2 separate regions of the Homo sapiens genome follow, and region 1 is linked to region 2. The links are chromatin loops, found by intact Hi-C in ENCODE. Cell type or tissue: body of pancreas. All regions are shown on one strand. Links, peaks and the distances in the headings refer to the core of each region. The heading gives the core; the rest is flanking DNA. Region 1 overlaps HSD17B11 (hydroxysteroid 17-beta dehydrogenase 11). Region 2 overlaps NUDT9 (nudix hydrolase 9).

Region 1 (2,804 bases), core at 51-2,550, 72 kb after region 2:
AGTTAAAAAAAAAAAAAGGCAAAAATTGGCCAAAAGCAAACAAGCAAAGATAACAACAACAACAAAAAACCCCAATGGTATGATCCTAAACTTAAGTTGACTCAAAATTGGCGCCCCAAATTGGACTCATAACCCCTTTTCCTCAAATCTGCTGTCATCTCTGTCTGACATGTGGCAGCGTGATCTTGCCAGCTACCAAAACTAGAAAGCAAAGATGTCAGATGTGGCTCCTTCCCATCCTTCCTCATCTACTCACCAAGTCTTACTGATTTTACCTTCTAAACATATATTTTAAAGGATATTCTTTCCTCTACATTTTTTCTACTAATGCCACATTTCAAGTTTGTGTCATCTATTACCTGAATCACTGTAACTGCCTCTCAGTTTTTTTCTTCCTCCAGTGTTGACCCCTAAAATCCACCCTCCATACATCAGCCAAAATAATCAATACGACACATAAACCTGACACTATAATTTAATCAGTGGCTCCTCATTCATTTTTTGATAAATCTTAATATGACATGTGGGACCTTAATCTGAACTTCTTCTGGCCTTGACCTTTATGATCCATCCAACAACACTAATCCTACTAGTGGTTTCCACAAGACCAATCTCCTATCTGTCATTGCCCACACCCTGCCTGATGTGTCCTTTCACCCTGGGGAAAGCAAGTGAAAGGGCATGGCAAACCACTGCTGGAATTGTATTGTGTGCCCCTCTGTGTTCCCGTAACTCCCTGTATAGAACTCTGCTGTGATACTCATCACAATGTATTAGGTTGAAACTGCCAATATTCAATCTTTTATTATCAAAACAATAACAGTATTACGTGGTCCTACTTAACTATGATACTTATGTTTCTTTCTACTACACAGAGAACTTCTTGGGGTCGGGACTCTACCTCATTCATATTTGTGTCAAGGTTTTTCTAAGCTCAGTGAATATGACCTTCACATTAAAATGCTGAAAGAACAAATGGTTTAATGAACTGTGGTTAACTCATTATTTCTTTTGCAGACAGTAAACTGACATCCATGAATAGTTTTTAATGACATGGAAAAAAGTTTAATGTTACATTTTTTAAAGCCTGATATGGAATACACAGAGATACCAACATTCACAAAGTATTCAAAGTTCATAAATATAAAAACTAGTATTTTAAGATTTTTATCTTCTTTTAAGAAGCTTGCTTTAAATTCAGCTCCAAATAAAAGAAGCTAGTCAAAATACTAAAAGCAAAATGTGCCTATATACCTGCCAAAAATGTGTTGTTAACAATCTTGCCCAATTCAAATGGAAAGAATCTCACTACTTTTTAAAAATTATTTTTAATTATTTTCAGCTGTCGATATAATATGTTCATATCAATTATTACCTTGCCCTCTTTTTTGCTTTTTCTAGCATGGACTGGAGGAAACAGCTGCCAAATGCAAGGGACTGGGTGCCAAGGTTCATACCTTTGTGGTAGACTGCAGCAACCGAGAAGATATTTACAGCTCTGCAAAGAAGGTGAAATGTTGTGTTTAGTTAGAATCATATCATGTTAGAGCTAGGAGGTGTTTTGGAGATGACCCAGTCTGTACATGATATAGATGAAGTACCTGAGAAATGTTGTTATTTGACCAAGGTTATAGAACTAGCTCATAGCAAACCCAAAACTAGAACCGAGAACTGAACCTCTCAAATATTAGTATGTTCTGGAATTTTCCAGGGAGTTGTTAAAAATGTATATATATACTCTTGGGCTCCACTTCCAGAGATTTTCTTTCAGTAGGTTGAAGGCAGGGCCTCAAATACATCCACCCTGCCTCCCATGCGCCTTCATCTCACCCATGATGCTCATATAGGTAACTATGCCTGGATGACACTTGCAGAATTGCTGACAGGGTCTTCTGAAGCCCATTCATAGAATTGGGTTAGAAAGTTACAATAAAGCTATTCTTTATCAGGTTTTTATTGTAGATAGATCTATTTCTTTTCTTTTCTCTTTTTTTTTTTTTTTTGAGATGGGGGGTCTCACTCTGTTACCCAGGTTGGAGTGCAGTGGCATGATCTCGATTCATTGCAACCTCCACCTCCCAGAATCAAGCAATCCTCCCACCTCAGCCTCCCAAGTAGCTGGGACCACAGGTGTGTGCCACCACGCCAGCTAATTTTTTGTATTTTTGGTAGAAAACGGGGTCTCACCATGTTGCCCAGGCTGATCTCGAACTCCTGAGCTCAGGGGATCCACCCACCTCAGCCTCCCAAAGTCCTGGGATTATAGGCATGAGCCACGCTCCCAGCAGATCTATTTCTATAAAGCATTATTTGCCTCTTCTAGATACAATTGAGATGTGCTGTATATAATGGGGTTTCACTCTGAACGCATTCTCGCTTGTACCTGTTAACTAAATACCTTAATGGCAGCAAGGTCATCAGAATTACCTGGGCAGATTCCTTAAAATACACATTCCTGGACCTTACCCCTGGATATTCTAATTCAGTGCAGTATAAAAAGTGTGATTCAGCAAGACTTGAGAACCTCTTTGTTTATGGAATTTTTGGTTTGAGTTCTTTTTTTTTTTTTTTTTTTTTGAAATGGAGTCTCACTCTGTCGCCCAGGCTGGAGTGCAGTGGCGTGATCTCAGCTCACTGCAAGCTCCACCTCCCGGGTTCACAAGCGATTCTCCTGCCTCAGCCTCCCTAGTAGCTGTGATTACAGGCACGCACCATCATGCCGGGCTAATTTTTGTGTTTTTGTAGAGATGGGGTTTCACTATGTTGGCCAGGGTGGTCTGGTCTGGAACTCCTGACCTCAAGTG
Region 2 (2,804 bases), core at 173-2,672:
TATCTATCAATAGGACTCCTGTTTAATAAAAGGGGAAGACAGCTGAAAGAAGGGCATGCTTCAGACCTCATTTAATAAGTCTCCAGGGAAACCCAAAACTAGAGGAAATTTTAGCCTCTGACACATACAATGACAGCAAACAAAAAACACAGCCTAACTCCTAGCCAGATAAACATAAAACCTCACGCTAAAGAACTATTTGCCTTAGTTCCCTTACAAGTTATATCATGGTCAATTTTCAAAAAAGCACTACAGCCAGGCGCAGTGGCTCATGACTGTAATCCCAGCACTTTGGGAGGCCAAGGTGGGTGGATTACCTGAAGTAAGGAGTTTGAGACCAGCCTGGCCAACATGGTGAAACCCCATCTCTACTAAAAATACAAAAATTAGCCAGGCATGGTGGTGCATGCCTGTAGTACCAGCTACTTGAGAGTCTGAGGCAGGAGAATCGCCTGAACCCGAGAGGCAGAGGTTGCAGTGAGCCATTATCATGCCACTGCACTCCAGCGTGGGTGACAGAGCAAGACTCCATCTCGGGGTTAAAAAAAAAAAAAAAGAAAAAAGAAAAAAAAGCACTAAAAGCACGCTAAAAGGCAAAAAACATAGCCTAAAGAAACAAAGCAAATATTAAAACCGAACTCAAATATGGCAGAGATTTTGGAATTATCAAAACAAAATTTTTTAAGTTTAAAGAGAGAAAAAGATAGGGTAAAAACAGTGAACAATCCATAAACTCTATAATCAACTTCTGGAGGATCAGTCATTGTTTTTAACTCCAAAACTTTAAAGTAGTTAACAAATTTATCAGTACTAAAGTTGTACAGACCTGCTTCTAATTTACATCTGCATATTTCTTCTAAGTTTTCATACTAGGATAAACTCTTCTAATACACCTTAGTGGAAATACAGGAATAGAAAATGGTCCCAGGAGTTTCCTCCAAGTTCAACAAGCAAAAGCACAGGATATGGAAATGACAGATCTAGTTCTAGCCCATTTTGTAAGTGAAAAAACTGAGTCCAAGAGGACAAATGATTTGTACAAGGTTACACAGCTCAGAAAGAACTATGAGTGGAACATTCATTTCATTTCTCTAGCATGGTGCCCCCACTTTTATGCTACAAATAAAAACAAATCAAATTTAGCAATAAAATATGTTTCAAGGGAGCCATTCAATGTGTACATTAAGACCAAATTAATTTTTAAGACAGCAGATTTTTCCTTTCTCCTTCTGTAATAACAGGTTTGACCCTCCTCATAAAATTTTAAATTCCATACACCAGAAACAGCATTCATTTAAAATTTTTTCAGTACTTGGAATTTTTTGTTATTGCTTTGTGTATTAACAATCCAAGATTATTATAAAAATATTTGAAATAGTAAGATATAAATCCCATTTCCTTTATCATTGCCATACTTCCTACCCAAATCCCAGTTGCTTTTGTTTTGCAAAAAAAGGGAACTATACTCAATAAATAATCTGACATCTTTAAAGCATATCATTTTAGCCCATAATTTCATCCTTAATTTCAAATGTTACCAATGGATTAAAGAAAATTTAGTCACTGGTGATAAAAGTTTTGAAGATTTCTTCTATGTATTCCTTTAATACCAACAATTTTGCTTTCATATAACTACAGTCCTACAATCAACAGTTAATTGGTTTAAGATGCTAAATAGTCCAGATTTAATCATGCCTTAGTGGGCTAATGGCTTAAATTGATCCTTTAATCCCAGCCAGTTTAATAAATATAAAGTTACCTGTTTCGTCATGGTAGTTCACAGCTTCTGTCTCCATCCATGCATTATCAGTGTTTCGAGGATCATCAACATATCCCTTATATATCTATTTTCAAAAGAAGACAAATTTTTTAAAAGTCCAAGGTGTAGTGAGTACAGCAGAGCATGTTACCTTCACTAGCATCAGAAATGTAAATATCCTGTTGCCCAACAACATGAACATACTTAATGCTACTGAGCTGTACCTTCAACAGTTTAGATGGTAAATTTGACATTATGTGTTTCTATCAAAATTTTTTTAAAGAAATGTAAATAGCCGGGCGCGGTGGCTCACGCCTGTAATCGCAGCACTTTGGGAGGCTGAGGCGGGTGGATCACCTGAGGTCAGGAGTTCGAGACCAGCCTGACCAACAAGGTGAAACCCTGTCTCTACTAAAAATACAAAAAAAATTAGCCATGCATGGTGGTAGGTGCCTGTAGTCCCGGCTACTCGGGAGGCTAAGACAGGAGAAATTACTTGAACCCAGGAGGTGGAGGTAGCAGTGAGCCAAGATCGCGCCACTGCACTCCAGCCTGGGCAACACAGCGAGACTCTGTCTCAAAAAAAAAAAAAAAGAAAGAAAGAAAGAAAAAAAGAAAGAAATGTAAATATCATAAAACTTTTAATGTAGTACTTCATGTGCTTGTTTCAAATTTCCCAAAGAACAATATTCTCTTTTGAGGCAGCTTTAAAAATCATGAAACCCTCAGGCCAGGCGTGGTGGCTCATGCCTGTAATACCAGCACTTTGGGAGGCGGAGGTGGGCGGATCATGAGGTCAAGAGATCAAGACCATCCTGGCCAACATGGTGAAACCTCGTCTCTACTAAAAACACAAAAATTAGCTGGGCATGGTGGAGAACACCTGTAGTCCCAGCTACTCAGGAGGCTGAGGCAGGAGAATCGCATGAACCCGTGAGGCAGAGGTTGCAGTGAGCCGAGATCGCATCACTGCACTCCAGCCTGGTGACAGAGCCAGACACTGTCTCAAAACAAATAAATAAATCATGAAACCCTCAACACTTCA

What was found. Hi-C counts contacts between places; a loop is a spot of excess contacts. Peaks named below come from ENCODE experiments on the same cell type or tissue, not always from the same donor. Only the 100,000 strongest peaks of a DNase experiment are listed, where the experiment ranks them.
Region 1: it touches region 2 in a loop (2.2-fold over the local background); 97 of 110 quality-filtered maps call a loop at or near these places.

The regions. Positions count from the first base shown.
Region 1 is chr4:87,380,960-87,383,763 of GRCh38, reverse strand. It overlaps HSD17B11 (hydroxysteroid 17-beta dehydrogenase 11), which reads left to right. Exons shown (of 7, transcript NM_016245.5): 2 at 1,402-1,509. Among named protein-coding and RNA genes, the nearest start is that of HSD17B11, 8.8 kb to the left of the region's middle. In body of pancreas, for the core only: no CTCF peak of the experiment used is centred there; a DNase peak (open chromatin) is centred at 1,433.
Region 2 is chr4:87,453,411-87,456,214 of GRCh38, reverse strand. NUDT9 (nudix hydrolase 9) reads right to left here. Exons shown (of 8, transcript NM_024047.5): 7 at 1,760-1,844. Among named protein-coding and RNA genes, the nearest start is that of SCPPPQ1, 16 kb to the left of the region's middle. In body of pancreas, for the core only: no CTCF peak of the experiment used is centred there; no DNase peak of the experiment used is centred there.